Regions from separate parts of the Homo sapiens genome. Here region 2 is linked to region 1. A link is an interaction called in ENCODE POLR2A ChIA-PET data of the cell type or tissue named here. Cell type or tissue: Panc1. All regions are shown on one strand. Each heading gives the region's core, and the rest is flanking DNA. Links, peaks and the distances in the headings are about the cores only.

Region 1 (8,349 bases), core at 245-8,244:
TGGAAATGTTTCCTTGCTTCATAAGCAAATCTTTTCTAGTTATCTATCAGTGCAAATGGCCATGCTTAGACATTACACACACTACTCAATCATGGAGACATTGAAATGCAAAATAAATTCTCCTGGTGAATTTTCCAGAATAAATTATTGAAGATCATGGATAAGAGAATTTGGCTTTGGTGGACAAAAGAGAGTGAGAGAGAAGACATTTGGCGATGGTTTCTTTTTGTCTTTGGTGAAGAAAAGATAAACAAGGCAGAAGGAGGTGAGGAGAGATGTGGAAGGAGAAAGACCTGCAGATTGGTATTTGGACACAAGGAGCTCGTTTTAGCGACACCAATATCCTTTTGGGAGTTTGCAATGGCGGCTCTCAGGCACAGCACAAAACTGCTCCTGTTGCCTGGATGCCGCCAGCCGCCACCCAGCTCTGCCACGGGAGGTGTCGTAAATGTGTTTTATGTGTTGTGTTGCTCGCTGCAGCCTCATCGTCCCCAGGCTGTTGTCATCTCCTAATTGTACAGAACAAAGACCAATGTCTGACCAGAGCGACGAGTGAAATTACCCACCTGACCCTCACCTCTCTGATGGGCTTCACTTTCAGAAGCTTGCCCAATCCCATAGGTTGGATCCGGAGACCATTTTTGTAGCGACATTGATGCCTTTTTCCAGTCTCACAGGGGAATTTTCCAATTACACACACAAAAATAAAACCCCCAAACCTGACAGCGGTAGGAGGAGGCTCCAGAACTATTGCTGAGACACCAAAAGCTGCTTCTCATTAAAGGTGAGATTTAGTGCACAAGTTTAAACTGGGAACTTGCAAGAGAAGGTAGGTGCTGCAAGCTCTGTCATACTTATTTCTACTTGAGACAAAGCAGCAGATGGGGCATTGGGGGTGGAAGGAGCATGAGTGACCCAACACCCTTCTTGCTGACTTAGTAAACTGTACCCATTCTAGGCCACCTATAGCAACCTGCCCTCCTGCACCACTCTGAGGCTTTCCTTCACACACTCCCTCCTCAAAACCCACTCTCTCTCTCTTTTTTATTTTATTTTATTTTTTTTAGAGACAGGATCTTACTCTGTCAGGCTGGAGTGGAAGGAAGAAAGGAAGGAAGTCATATTGCATATGACTATGCAGTAGTATAGTCATAGCTCACTGCAGTCTTGAACTCCTGGGCTCAAGTGATCCTCCCACCTCCGTCTCCAGAGTAGCTGGGACTGCAGGGATGCATCACCATGCCCAAAGGTCCACTCTCCTCTCTGAACTCTCAGAGCAGGGTTTTGGTTTCACCTACCAGATCCTCACCCCAGGCTGCCCTTTTTTTTTTTTTTTTTTTTTTTTTTTTTTTCTGAGACAGAGTTTCACTCCTGTTGGAGTGCAACAGCGTAATCTTGGCTCACCACAACATCCGCCTCCCAGGTTCAAGCAATTCTCCTGCCTCAGCCTCCCGAGTAGCTGGGATTACAGGCATGCGCCACCATGCCTGGCTAATTTTGTATTTTTAGTAGAGACAGGGTTTCTCCATGTTGGTCAGGCTGGTCTCGAACTCCCGACCTCAGGTGATCTGCCCAACTCGGCCTCCCAAAGTGCTGGGATTACAGGCGTGAGCTACAGTGCCTGGCCCAGGCTGTCCATCTTCATGCTGCTGTGTGCTGACTTCTCAGTCTACTGCAGCTCTTTTCGGGCAGCAATCCTGTCTTCCCAACATTGCTGATTTCAGCAATTTAAATTGTCTTGATTATGTTGATTTCTTAAGGGTTATTTTTAAATGCGATGAAATATTTTATCTTTACATGACTTTTTTATTTTATTTTATTTTATTTTATTTTATTTTCATAGAGACAGGGTCTTGCTATGTTGCCCAGGCTGCTCTCAAACTCCTGGGCTCAAGTGATCTGCCTGCCTTGGCCTCCCAAAGTGCTGGGACTACAGGCGTGAGCCACCACACTCAAACTTTTACAGGACTTCATATAAGTAAATGAACAAATCAATAAAAACCATCTTCTAGAAACACATGACTATTTTTATCCTGAAAACATGATCACTATACATTTCTTCCTTTGACAAATCATTCTTGATACCTGCTGGGTATCTGACACATCTGGAAATGATGAACAAAATAGATACATCATCACTGCCCTGGTGGAGTTCACAGTCTAGGCAGGGAGACAATCCAATAAGAAAACAAACATGACAGCTGCCCGCAGTGGCTCATGCCTGTAATCCCAGCACTTTGGGAGGCCGAGGCGGGCAGATCACGAGGTCAGGAGATCGAGACCATCCTGGCCAACATGGTGAAACCCCGTCTCTAATATAACACAAAAAATTAGCCAGGCGTGGTGGCGGGCGCCCGTAGTCCCAGCTACTTGGGAGACTGAGGCAGAGAAATCGCTTGAACCCGGGAGGTGGAGGTTGCAATGAGCCGAGATTGCACCACTACACTCCAGCCTGGCAAGAGAGAGAGACTCCGTCTCAAAAAAAGAAAAGAAAAGAAATATGACATATTAAAAAAGAAAAACAAGGGCTTCGGTTTTTAAAATTGGCTTTGGAGCCAGATAAACCCATGCTCAAATTTTGAATCTACTGTTTACTAGCCCTGTGACCTTGAACACGTTGCTTAACCTCTCTCTCTCTCGGTTTCCTTGCTTGTAAAGTAACAATAACAATAGTATTTTTCATACCTGGCTGGAGTGAGGATTAGATGACATAATATATGCAAAGCCTTTAGAACAGTGCCTGACATATAGTGATATCTCAGTAAACAATAACTTCTGTGATTATTATTATTAATAAAGCTCTCTTTTAAGGCATCATCTCCAACCACGTCTAATGAATTGCCACTCAGTATTTGGTTCTCTGAAAAAGAAAACACATAGCTATGAATTAAAACTAAGCAACAAACAAAACATTACCTAACTTCCATTCTAGGCTGGACAGTCTTATGAGCACTTCAAGGATAAACACTGCTAGAAATTCTCCCATTAGCTTTCAGTATCTCTGGATGTCTCTGAGTGAATGAGTGAATGTCTCATTCTTTTTTTTTTTTTTTTTTTTGAGACGGAGTCTCGCTCTGTCGCTCAGGCTGGAGTGCAGTGGCACGATCTCAGCTCACTGCAACCTCTGCCCTCTGGGTTCAAGCAATTCTGCCTCAGGCTCCCAAGTAGCTGGGACTACAGGCGCCCGCCATGACGCCCGGCTAATTTTTGCATTTTTAGTAGAGACAGGTTTTCACCATGTTGGCCTGGTTTGTCTCGAAGTCCTGGCCTCAAGCCATCCGCCCACTATGGCCTCCTAAATTGCTGGGATTACAGGCGTGAGCCACCATGCCTGGCGTTTTTGTGTTTCGTTTTCTTTTGTTTGTTTGTTTTAGACAGTCTTACACTGTCGCCCAGGCTGGTGTGCAGTGGCGCGATCTCGGCTCATTGCAACCTCTGCGTCCCGGGTTCAAGTGATTCTCCTGCCTCAGCCTTCCAAGTAGCTAGGATTGCAGGCACCCGCCACCACGCCCACCTATTTTTTTTTTTTTTTTTTTTTTTTTGTATTTTTAATAGAGACGGGGTTTCACTATGTTGGCCAGGCTGGTCTCAAAGTCCTCACCTCGTGAGCCGCCTGCCTCAGCCTCCCAAAGTGCTGGGATTACAGGCGTGAGCCACCGCGCCCAGCCTTTTTTTTTTTTTAACCAGGAAAAAAATGAGAATTTTATCAGCAGCTTCAATCAAGACCAGCTCCCAAATGTGCATGGAAAACCAAGAATAGAAATCAAGCTCAAAGGGCACTCAGAAACTGACTCAGAAAACTCCAAGAGCCTCGTGCACACACAGTCAGTGTTCATAAACTTTAATAACTGCATTATTTCTATTGGCCTCAAGGTATAAAAATGGATATAAAATGTCACAAGAGAACATTTTGAGAGTGTTTAGAGATATTTCTTTTCACAAGTTTAAGAACAAAAAAATTAATATTTTTATGCTGCTTCTTTCATCTCTCTTTAGTTTGTTTTGAAGTTAAGACTTGAAGTCCAAGAGCAAATACCCATTAGTGCCCCAGAGTGGGTCATCATATTCCTGTGAGACACTGCCATCTAGTGGCCAATGTGAACACAACAGTGGATGGCTAGACCTCTTTGTCCCTCAAACTCGAGGTTTTATTGTGCAAACCTATGCGATTCCTTTCGCTGGTACTCCCACTGATTATACTGCCAATAGCTTCTAGGCTTTCAAATGAATGTTTTTCTTTTCTCAATATGAAGGGCACAAATGGGCTATAATAAAAACCATAAACTACTTGGGTTGAAGAATTAAGTATTTTTTGTATTTGGAAAAATGGTGTTTGGATAGAAGGAAAACCCGGCTAATTTGTAAACAGTGAAAGTGATAGCACAAATCTACTATTTTGAGATTTGAGGGGAAAGCAAGCATTGTGTGAATTCTGTGTCTTAACAGTAATAGCAAATAATATTGAAAACATATGATCAATGCAGAATAGGTCATTTACATGTATGTAAACATGATAGGGGCTTCATATATATTATTTCATGCAGCCCTCACAATGGCACTGCAAGCTCCATTCATCCCTACCTAGCAGCTCAAACAGATGAAACTTACACAGCTAGTAGGTGAGGATTCAAGACCAAGACTGTATTTTCCTGAAGGCAGATACTCTGAAGTCCTATCTTCTTAGCTAGTATCTGGCACATAATGACTGTTCAGTAAGTATTTATGAATGAATGAGTGCATGAAGAAATGAATGAGTCCTGCCCAGGCACGGTGGCTCACGCCTGTAATCCCAGCACTTTGGGAGGCTGAGGCGGGAGAATGACTTGAGGTCAGGATTTCAAGACTAGCCTGGCCAACATGGTAAAACACTGTCTCTACTGAAAATACAAAAATTAGCCAGGTGTGGTGGCAGGTGCCTGTAATCCCAGCTACTCAGGAGGCTAAGGCAGGAGAATCACTTGAACTCGAGAAGTGGAGGTTGCAGTGCGCCAAGACCGTGCCATTGCACTCCAGCCTGGGTGACAAGAGTGAAACTCCATCTCAAAAAAAAAAAAAGAAAAAGAAAAAGAAAGAAAGAAATGAGTCCTATGGCAGAAACCACTAGTAATCACCAACATCTGTGCTCCTCACTTCTTCCTGGGCACACTGCTAGACTGCATTTTCCAGTCTCCTTTGAGGTTAGGTGTGGACAAGGGACTAAATTCTACCCATTGGAAACATTACGTCCAGACCTGGCCTATTAAAACATTCTACATGGGATGCTCCTTTTCTTTTCCCATCTGCTGGCTGGAAGGAGAAGATCCAAGAACCTAAAGGAGGGTGGAGCCACAAGGTAGAGTTGGATCCCTGCATGACTGCATGGAGTAGAGTGCCCCATTGACCCACATTAAAATGTGACATGAGTGAGAAATAAAGTTTTATTGTGTTAAGCTGCTCAGTGTAAGGGTTGTTTGTTAGAGCAATCAGCTTGCCCAGACTACTAAAACTCCCAGATAGTCCTTTTGAAATTGTGAATATTGGCCGGGCGCAGTGGCTCACGCCTATAATCCCAGCACTTTGGGAGGCCAAGGTGGGCGGATCACAAGGTCAGGAGATCGAGACCGTCCTGGCTAACATGGTGAAACCCCATCTCTATTAAAAATACAAAAAATTATCTGGGCGTGGGGGTGGGCGCCTGTAGTCCCAGCTACTCGGGAGGCTGAGGCAGGAGAATGGCGAGAATCCGGGAGGCAGAGCTTGCAGTGAGCCGAAATCGTGCCACTGCACTACAGCCTGGGCAAGAGTGCGAGACTCTGTCTCAAAAAAAAAAAAAAAGAAAAGAAAAGAAAAAAGAAATTGTGAATATTGCCTTCTCTATACCAGAAAGATATCCAACATTGTTACTACTTTAACTTAAACCCTGTGCAAGTGAATAAAGATCTTTAGATTTACTTTTATAAGTAGCTCACACAATCACTGGACAGTCTTTATAAAATCAGGGAACTTCTCTCCCTCTTTCTTTTTCTTAGATTTCCACTGAAGCTGAGTTAGACCAAAGGAGAAAGAATTTTTGCTCAGTCGGCTTAAAATGCTAAAGTTTCCGTCAGGGTTTAGTATGCAGCCTGTGAGACTCCATGTTTCATGAAATAAAGCTAAGTCTGCTCTCCAACACATCTATTTTTAAGATCCCTAGCATCTGATCCTGACTCAGCTAAGCGAATCATGCTTAACTCTGTTGGTCACACATCAACCCACAGAATGAAGGGGTGTAGGGCACAAAACACAGTGCAGCTGGGTTTATACTGACACAAGCTCTTTACTACCTGCACAGAGAGCATTCCAAATTATGAAGGAAACACAGTTGTGGCCATTCTCTTGAATGTGTACAATCTATTTACAATTAAAGCCATTTTGACTTTTTTTACATACATGTGCATATAATTCTACTTCTGCAATTGCCCACTTAACTTTCTAGTAGGTTTTAAGGCATCTACTAATTTTTTTTCCTTGCTAATTGTTCTGACAAGGAAATACATAATGTTCAATACTAGTCACCCAAGAGAGCTATTATCTGCCTCTAATTTTCCTTTCTGTCGTCTGCCGGGGACTTTTAAGAGGCTTTCTCCTGTTGGATTAGAATTAGCAAGACACCTGAGAAAAGAGGCAGGCACATTCATGGGAGAACGCTTTATTTCAATTGGTGCATAGGCTTATAAAATTCAAAATTTTTTAAATTTGACAAAATCATTTTAGCATATATCTGAAATAATAGACAGTTGAGAATAGTTAGAAAATTCTGACAGAGAAGAACGGTAAGGAAGGATCTGCCTTACCGGATATTAAAGCAAATTGAAAGGCACATTCACTGAAACAATGTGGTAGTGACACGAGAATAAGTCAATAGATCAATGAAGTACAAAAGATGGTTCTAAAACGGACCCTAAAATATTTAAGCTATTAGGATATGGTATGGTATGGTATTTTTAAAATCACAAATCAACGAGGAAAGGATAGAGTGTGAAATAAATACAGTTTTTACAAATGGTTAATTACTTGGGGAAAAATCCTTTTTAGAACTCATCACGCAGCAAAACAAGCCCCAAATACATTAAAGAATTTAATGTGGGATGAGCCCGGTGGCTCATGCCTGTGATCTCAGCATTTTAGGAGGCTGAGGTGGGAGGATCACCTGAGCCCAGGAGTTCATAAAAGAAAAAATATAAGTGGTTGCTGGACGAGGTGGCTCATGCCTGTAATCCCAGCACTTTGGGAGGCTGAGGCAGGCAGATCACCTGAGGTCATGAGTTAGAGACCAGCCTGACCAACATGAAGAAACCCCGTCTCTACTAAAAATATAAAATTAGCCAGGCGTGGTTGAGCATGCCTGTAATCCCAGCTACTCGGGAGGCTGAGGCAGGAGAATCGCTTGAACCCAGGAGGCAGAGGTTGCAGTGAGCCAAGATCATGTCATTGCACTCCATCATGGGCGACAGAGAGAGACTTCATCTCAAAAAATAAAAAAGAAAAAGAAAAAATATAAGTGGTCAATTAACACATGGAAAAAATGTGTAACTTCATTGATAACTGAAGCATGAAAGTGAACCAAAAGTAAGATGTAATTTTTCACCTATCAAACAGCTTAAAATTTTTAAAAATGATAATACTTATTGTTGATAAGGCTATGTTGAGACTGATGTTTTCATATAATGGTGATGGAAGGATAAATGTATTAATGTATATTAAACTCCTTTGCAAATTTCCTATCTAGCCAGGCACAGTGGCTCAAACCTGTAATCCCAGCACTTTAGGAGGCTCAAGCAAGAAGACTGCTTGAGGCCAGCAGTTCGAGACCAGCCTGGGCAACATGGCAAGACCCCATCTCTACAAAAAAAATGTAAAATTTAGCTGGCATAGTGGTGCTTGCCTGTAATTGGGAAAGCTACCCAGGAAGCTGAAGTGGGAGGATTGCTTGAGCCCGGGAGGTTGAGGCTGCAGTGAGCCATGATTGTGCCACTGCACTCCAGCCTGAATGACATAGCAAGACCCTGTTTCAAGACAAAACAACAACAACAACAAATTCCATACCCTTGGATATTATAATCCCACTTCTATGGATATATCCTCAGGAAATAATCAGAGATGTAAGTATTTATGTACCAAAATGCTTGCTGAAGCATTATCTGTAGTAGTGACGAATTGGAAACAACACAAATCTCCCAAGCTAGAAGAATGGTTAAATAAATGATGGTGTATTCACAGAAATGGATTTATGCCATCAGTAAAAATCATGCTTTAAAGGAATATTGAATGCTATGAGAGAATGCTGATAATAAGTAAAGAAAAGCAGGGTACACATTACATATATATGTA
Region 2 (8,349 bases), core at 43-8,042, 220 kb before region 1:
ATCACCTGAGGTCAGGAGTTCGAAACCAGCCTGCCCAACATAGTGAAACCCTGTCTCTACTGAAAATACAAAAATTAGCCAGGCGTGGTGGCATGCGCCTGTAATCCTAGCTACTCTGGAGGCTGAAGCAGGAGAATCACTTGAACCCAGGAGGTGGAGGTTGCAGTAAGCCAAGATCATGCCATTGCACTCCAGCCTGGGTGACAGAGCAAGACTCTATCAAAAGAAAGAAAGAAAGAGAGAAAGAAAGAAAGAAAGAAAGAAGAAAGAAGAAAGAAAGAAAGAAAGAAAGAAAGAAAGAAAGAAAGAAAGAAAGAAAGAAAGAAAGAAAGAAAGAACGAAAGAACGAAAAGAAAGAAAGAAAGGAAGGGAAAGAAAGCAAATGGGCAAGGAAGGAAGGAGAGAGAGAAGAGAGAGGAAGGAAGAAAGGAAGGAAGGAAAGAAAAAAGGAAGGAAGGAAGGATGGGCAAGCTGGGTGTGGTGGCTCGCATCTGTAAGGGAGGTCAGGGTAGGGGCACTGCTTGAGGCCAGAAGTTTGAGACCAGCCTGGGCAAGATCCCCTCTCAAGGAAGGGAAGGGAAGGGGAGAGGAGGAGAGGGGAGGAGAGGGGAGAGAGAGAAAGAATGGAAGAAAGAAAGAAAATAAATTGAAGATTTTTATTTTTAATTTTTAATTTTTTTTGGCAGCAGTTAGTGTAGCTTGATGGCAAAAAGACATAAAGTAGAGATGGTCTCTGCTAGAGGCCAGGCAATATGGTAACTGAGAGCACAGACTCTGGGTTTGAATCCAGGATCTACCAACCTGTTTAACTTTGGGCAAATTGCATGATCACACTGTGCCTCACTTCTTACATTTGTATAATAGAGATAATAACAGTACCTATCTCATAGAAATTGTGGGCCGGGTGCAGTGGCTCACGCCTGTAATCCCAGCACTTTGGGAGGCCGAGGCAGGCGGATTACGAGGTCAGGAGATCGAGACCATCCTGGCTAACACGGTGAAACTCCGTCTCTACTAAAAATACAAAAAATTAGCCGGGCGCGACGGCAGGCACCTGTAGTTCCAGCTACTCGGGTGGCTGAAGCAAGAGAATGGCGTGAACCCAGGAGGCGGAGCTTGTGGTGAGCCGAGATCGCACCACTGCACTCCAGTCTGGGCAACAGAGCGAGACTCCATCTCAAAAAAAAAAAAAGAAAAGAAAAAAGAAATTGTGAAGGTTAATAGATTAAATCATGTAAAAGTTCCTGGAAGTAATCGGCACATTGAGTCTCTGCCTCTTAGCAGCTGTGGCCTTGGGGACTTATTTATCTTCTCTGTGCCTCGCTTTTCTCACCTGTATAACGTGGATAACAACAGTGCCCACTTCACAGGGTTGTTATGAGATATAAATGAGGTAAGTTGCCTGGCTCGTAGTAAGCATCATAAAAGTGATGGCTATTATTTCCCTTCTTTTTCTCCATGCACTTATCAAAAAATATCCATTCACTTTTCCCGGCAATTCTCCGCTATATGAAACCTAACAACTTCTTCAGATAACAAATATTTTTAGTCTCACCATACCATCCTGAGATATAACTCAGACAAAATAACCTACCTATATACATAATGTCAAAAATATATACAATGTACTCATCATATCAAAAGGATTTATAATTAAAATATATATATATTTCAATATCTAAATGCTTGAACACAACTAAATTAGAAGACATAATTAAGAAGTCAGATGCTTGCCCCTACTTAAACTAAGTTTGGATTTAACAGAAGATAAGAAGGCAGTCCACACAAGAAGTACAGTATGGTTAAGCAGCAGAGGTACAGGTGGATGCTAGAATAACATCTAGTGTTTAAAAAACGGTAACAGACAAGGCTTATGTGTATATTCTAAAAGAAAGAAAGAAATTACCCTAATTAGAGGAGAAAAAGCATGCCAAGACAAATTACAGACCCTCAAAGTGGAGAAAATGAGTTAGTACTGATATTCTTGCCAACAAATAGGGCCTAGTTTACAGGGAGGCATCGAATAATTACCCCTGTTATGACTGGAAGCAAGGTGGGGACAAAGTCTCATAGCAAACATGTCTCCTCTCGGGAAATCCCACTGCATATTAAAACTTACAGTCTGGCCGGATGCGGTGGCTCACACCTGTAATCCCAACACTTTGGGAGGCCAAGGCAGGTGAATCACCTGAGACTAGCCTGACCAACATGGAGAAACCCCGTCTCTACTAAAAATACAAAAAATTAGCCAGGCGTGGTGGCGCATGCCTGTAATCCCAGCTACTCGGGAGGCTGGCTTAGGAGAATCTCTTGAACCTGGGACGCAGAGGTGGCCATGATCCAAGATTGCACCACTGCACTGCAGCCTGGGCAACAAGAGCGAAACTCTGTCTAAAAAAGAATAATAATAAACTTACAGTCAGTGTCTGGAACTTAAGAATCCTCCAGGGAATAGAGAAGGGAATCAAAAGAGAAAATTAGTAAGACAGACTAGAAAAAGGTTATACAGGAGACTTCCAGAAACAGCGTCAGGGAAAGACTGAAAAAAGGAGAACCAACTCCTATAATTAGAAATAATTTTACCATGAAATTTTCACCATATAGATTTCTTTCTGACATCTGGCAACCAAAAAACACGTTTTAGACACACATCTGTAGTCCCAGTTACTCAGGAGGCTGAGGTGGGAGGATTGCTTGAGCCCAGGAGGTCAAGGCTACAGTGAGCCATGATTGTGCCACTGTACTCCAGCCTGGGTGACAGAGACCCTGTCTCTAAAAACAAAACAACAAAAATGTTTGAATATATAGCATGACAATAAAATGAAATATTTTAAAACTAAGCTATTCTTAAAATTCAATGCAATCCTTGAAATTAATGTGTCTCCAGTAGTTAATCATTTGGTTCTGGAAATCTTTTTTTTTTTTAAGACACAGTCTCGCTCTGTCGCCCAGGCTGGAGTGCAGTGGTGTGATCTTGGCTCACTGCAAACTCTGCCTCCCGGGTTCAAGAGATTCTCCTTGATTCTGCCTCCCCTGCTCAAGCGATCCTCCCACCTTAGCCTCCTGAGTAGCCGGGACCACAGGCACATTCCACCACACCCAGCTAATTTTTTTAATTTTTTGTAGAAACAGGGTTTCATCATGTTGCCTAGGCTGGTTTTAAACTCCTGAGCTCAAGCAATCCACCCATCTCGGCCTCCCAAAGTGCTGGGATCACAGGTGTGAGCCACCGCGCCCTGCCTGGTTCTAAGAATCTTTAAAGGAATCTCCAGTACTCATTTGCCGTGGGTTTTCCTTGCTTATGATGAAACTCTTTTCAACTAAAAATGCAGTTGGACATGTTAGACTACATTGAACAATAATGTTGAGGAAATGTCTTTATTTCATTTCACCTTTCCTCTCCATAACACCATCCTATAGTGTTGGGTATTCCTATAATAATTTTCTATGATTATTTAGTATTATTATGTATTAAATTACTACTGGTTTATATTTAATAACATTTAATTCACGAGGGTATTCCAAAGTAAAGCAGGATGCTGGACAATGCTACATTGTACTGATCTGTCCCACAAAGGCCAAGATGTCTAGCTTCCTCTGTCCCTGCCCACTAAATGCCGGCAGCTCCTCATCACTGTGACAACCAAAAAATGCGCCCACAAATTTCCAAAATGCCCTTTTTTGGAACGCTCCCTTATCTAATTCATTCAAGCTTCCACAGGAGATAGTGAGCACCTGTGTTGTACCAGGAAAAAAAAAATCTAGTTAGACTCTTACTAGACACTCTGCATACCAAAATAAAGAGAAATGTTAATTGTAAAAATAAAAATAAATTAAAAGTGAAACTAAAATTTTATTTTATATAGATATGTTTTTTAATTTGTTATTTATTTATTTTTTTGAGATCAAGATACTCTGTCACCCAGGCTGGAGTGCAATGGCACGATCTCGGCTCACTGCAACCTCTGCCTCATGGGTTCAAGTGATTCTCCTGTCTCAGCCTCCTGAGTAGCTTGGGCTACAGGCACCCGCCACCACGCCTGGCTAATTTTTGTATTTTTAGTAGGGACAGGGTCCCACCATGTTGGCCTGGCTGGTCTCGAACTCCTGACCTCAGGTGATCTGCCCGTCTCAGCCTCCCAAAGTGCTGGGATAACAGGCATGAGCCACCGCGCCCAGCCAAAAGTGAAACTAAAATTTTAGGAAAAAAATGTATGAGAATATTTATCTAATGTCAGGTGGGGAATCCTTTCGAAACCCAAAATTTAGAAATCACAAAGGTAATGAATTAACTACAACACAAGTTTTAAAAGAAAAAGAAAAATCAATAAAAATATTTGTTATAAATATTCGTAAAGTGCCTTATATAGAGAGGGATTTTGCAAACTGATTAAAAGGAAAAGAAGTACAATAATGTGGCTGGGTGTGGTGGCTCATGCCTGTAATCCCAGCACTTTGGGAGGGTGAGGCGGGAGGATCGCTTGAGCTCAAGAGTTAGAGACCAATCTGAGAGCTCAGGAGTTAGAGACCAGTCTGGGCAACATAGCAAGACCTACGAGAGTAAACTAGGGAGATTAAGGCTGCAGTGAGCTGTGATTGCGCCACTGCACTCCAACCTGAGACCCTGCCTCAAAAAAAAAAAAAAAAAAAAAAAGCACTAGGCACAGCAATGCAAATGTACTTAATGCCGTTAAACTCTATACTTGAAAAACATGGAAAATAAGACACTAGTAGAAAAATAGGTCAGGGAGTAACAGCAGAAAACAGAAAATTCACATGAGACAAACATAGTTCCATCAATACATGTCGCCTCATTAGTAACTTAAAGAATACAAATTTAAAGTTTTCATTTTTTAATTGATAAAATTAGCAAAAAGAAATAATTTGAAATGATGATGCCCAAGTCATCACTTGGGTCTGAGAAGACAGAAATTCTCAACGTTGGTTTAAGAGAGTAACTTGGTACAATCTTTCCACCACACAATCTGGTAACACAGTGTACGAAGAGCCTTCAGATGCTCTTTGACCCTTTGATCCAGTGAGGAGCTCAGCTCTGGGAATCTCTATCAGTCAGACCTGCTTCCATCACAAGGGACAAAACCTCATTCACAGTAGTGTTGGCATAAAGGAGAGTTTACCAGCTCACACAACAGATCCCGCTAGATCCAGGGGTGCAAATAGTGGCAGTGGGACTGTATCTCTCTCTCCCTATTGCTCAGTTCTGCATGCCTCTGCTTGGCTTCATTTACATCAGTTCTCTCCACAGGCAGAAAGATGGCACCAACAGCCCCAGGGGATTCCATCCTCACAACAACTCTCGCAGAGAAAAAAGCACAGCTCTTTCACCCCCGTAGCAATCCCATCAAAAGGCCTCTGGGTGGCCTGACTCTGGTCACCTTCTGTGAACAGGAGAATGAAGTCACTCTGAGTAGCCAGCCTAAGTGGTGTGAAGTCTAGAATCATGTGCCATGATTATACTAGAATCATGGGGTAGGGAGGAGGGTAGAAGAACAAAGAAAGATGCAAGACAAATACATAAGCAGATCTTGTATAGAATACCTCCAAGGGAAATCATCGGAGTCAGGATGGCAACCTCTAGTTTGTCCTGGTTTCAGAACAAGAGCCAATCAAAAATCGCCTTACAGAATTTTACTGAATAGTCATACATATAGCTCAAAATGTTTCCAAATTTCAAAAAGTCCAAAATGATTCTTTCTGAGTGGTGACATTATGGATGGGTTTTATTTTCTCCTTCATATTTTCAAGTATTTTTCATATTGTCTTCAAAAAGCATTTATCTTTTTAAAAATCAAAGATAATATATCTTCCAAAATGACAACTGAAAACTATGTCTATGATATGTATAATCCAGAAAGGGAACTATTTTTAATAAAATACACCTCTTTATTCCTTTTCTGTGTTTTCTACAGTGTGCACACAGCATTGAAATAATGTGGGGAAAAACACAACAAAATAAAATTCTTTTAAAGATCCATTCCTGACTCCAGCGACTTTATTCTGCTCCTGTGGCTTCTGGTTGGAGACTTATTGGCCAGTATCCAGGGAATCACTGTCATGTCTTCTTTTATAATTGCAAATTTTACCACCAAAACACATTCCTGAAGTGTGTTTTACTGGTTCAAATTTGTGACATATACAGTAAGCAATGAACCAAAAATTATTTACAGAGGCAAACAGTAAATAGTTTCCCTATTTGCTAAGGAAGGGAGAATAATTGAGATCGTTTGTGGATTAAGCAGAAGTGTTACAATTTCCTGATGAAATAGGAGAAGAGGGATGCTTTAAATGTTTCATTAGGAGCCCAAGAGCTGCAAATGACAGCAGGATGCAAAAAGCCCTCAGCTCAAGAATTGGCACAGGGTTCTCAGTATCTTGAGTTTCTCTCCTGTCCCTTTCAGATCCAAAATAGGTAGGCCATGACTTCAGGTGGCACAGATGCAAATTCTTGAATACTTCTAATTCAGAATTCATTGAAAAAGCACGGAATTTTGGAACTAGATCCCGATATTCAGAACTTGATGAGTCAAGAAAATATTTCCCTCAAGGGGCTCTTGTCTTTGCCTGGAATGCCCCAAAACCCTAGGTTTCTTCTAAGCAGATAAACTCCTATTTATCTTTCAGTCCTGATAGTTTTTCAAATAGAAAGCCCACACATCAGACAGTTTTCACTAGGTTATGTTGCAATAACAACAATAACAAAAAACCCAAATCCAATGACTTACAACAACAAAGGTTCATTTCTTTATCATGTTACAGTAGTTCTCCCTTATCTGCAGTTTTGCTTTCCAGTTTCACCTACCTGCAGCCAACCACTGTCCAAAAATATTAAAAGAAAAATCCAAAACATAATTTATAAGTTTTTAATTTTGTGCCCTTCTGAGTGGCATGATGAAATCTCTTAGTAGCCATCTGGGTTATCAGATCAACTGTCGTGGTATCACAATGCTTCTGTTTATAGCATATATTTTTAAAAAATAGAAATAGAAATATCAAAGTAAAGATAAATGTGCATATTTTAATGTAATTAAGGACACTGGAATCATGCTATTTTACTAAGAGAAAACTCAATGTGTTCCAAATTTAATTCCTAAATAAATAAATCAATGAATTCATTCATTCAAACAGCATATTCTTACCCCTGAATTTAAGCCCTTATTGAAATAAATAAATAAATAATTTAAAAAAAAAACACAGCATACATTGTTCCCCTCCCTTAATTAAGAAACAAGGTGCTGTAGAAAACAGAAAGATAAATAATCATTATTATCCTCAATGAGCATTAAAAAAAGAAATAAGTAACTTTAAGACAGTAAACTAAACACACCATAACAATTAAAACACTATCCAGATTCAGAAGACAGAAATCACAGTAGGTGGAAAGCATCAGATGCTTTGTAAAGAAAGTAATCAATACTCCAGCTGAGTCATTTAGAATGGAAGAGACTTCAACAGATGGATAAGGAGTAGATGCACTTTGCACTATTTAAACATAAAGCTTAGGGTTTAGAGAACCTTGAATGGTGCATTTTGATGAGACTGTAGCATACATCCTATGATGGAGCATCAGAGAAAAAGTCTAGGAAGGTAAATTGAGACCAAAGCACAAAGGGACTTGAATGTCAGTTTAAGAAATTTGGGTTTAATTCTGATGACAAAGCACATGCATTAAGCCTTCCTAGACGTTTGCTTTAACAATGTTACATGCCACTACTGTCAAGAATGTGATTGCAAGCACTGAGCAGACATTTAGAAATCATAATCCTGGATTACCACTCAATTGCCTAGAAAAGCATGTCAATTGTTCTGGGCTTTCTCTTCCTCATGTATTACGTCCTATTGTAGCAGCCTCAGTAGAGTCCTCATCATGTGTGTGTTCATCAGGAAAAATGAGAAACTTGCATGCTCATCTATATTCTCTGCCTAACTCTTACTGTGAACAGGAAGACACGACTGTGAAAAAATTCATCAACTTGAAACTACCTGTAAGTAAAGCCACAAAGTACAGTGGGGCAGAAGGAAAATGGGGGCTGAAATGCAGCCCAAGTTCTATGCAACCCATTGTGTGACCTGATGCGAGCTTAGTCAATGCAAAGTGCTCATATTCCTAATTAGCACAGTGTAAGCCTGTCCATTAAACCCAAGCCTGAAAGGCTATATGTACCCAAAGCGGGCAGCACCTTTTTCAGCATCACCCAAAGGTACCATATTTATAGCAGAGGCCCTGTTGCCCCATTTTAGGTTTTAAACAGGGACCATAGTCCCATTTACATGATTTCCTTTTGCATGCCTTCCTGCACTAGAAAAGGTTTTATTTTTCCACCGAAGGGG

Evidence for each region. Peaks named below come from ENCODE experiments on the same cell type or tissue, not always from the same donor. Only the 100,000 strongest peaks of a DNase experiment are listed, where the experiment ranks them.
Region 2: POLR2A ChIA-PET joins it to region 1 with 17 read pairs; 5 of 35 experiments call an interaction of 5 or more read pairs at or near these places.

What each region holds. Positions count from the first base shown.
Region 1 is chr1:200,506,232-200,514,580 of GRCh38, forward strand. No RefSeq gene overlaps it. Among named protein-coding and RNA genes, the nearest start is that of ZNF281, 100 kb to the left of the region's middle. RefSeq lists a silencer at 4,120-4,169. In Panc1, for the core only: a CTCF peak has its summit at 4,089 (motif pointing left); DNase peaks (open chromatin) are centred at 4,080 and 6,200; H3K4me3 peaks cover 978 bases.
Region 2 is chr1:200,285,160-200,293,508 of GRCh38, forward strand. No RefSeq gene overlaps it. Among named protein-coding and RNA genes, the nearest start is that of LINC00862, 84 kb to the right of the region's middle. In Panc1, for the core only: no CTCF peak of the experiment used is centred there; no DNase peak of the experiment used is centred there; H3K27ac peaks cover 1,108 bases.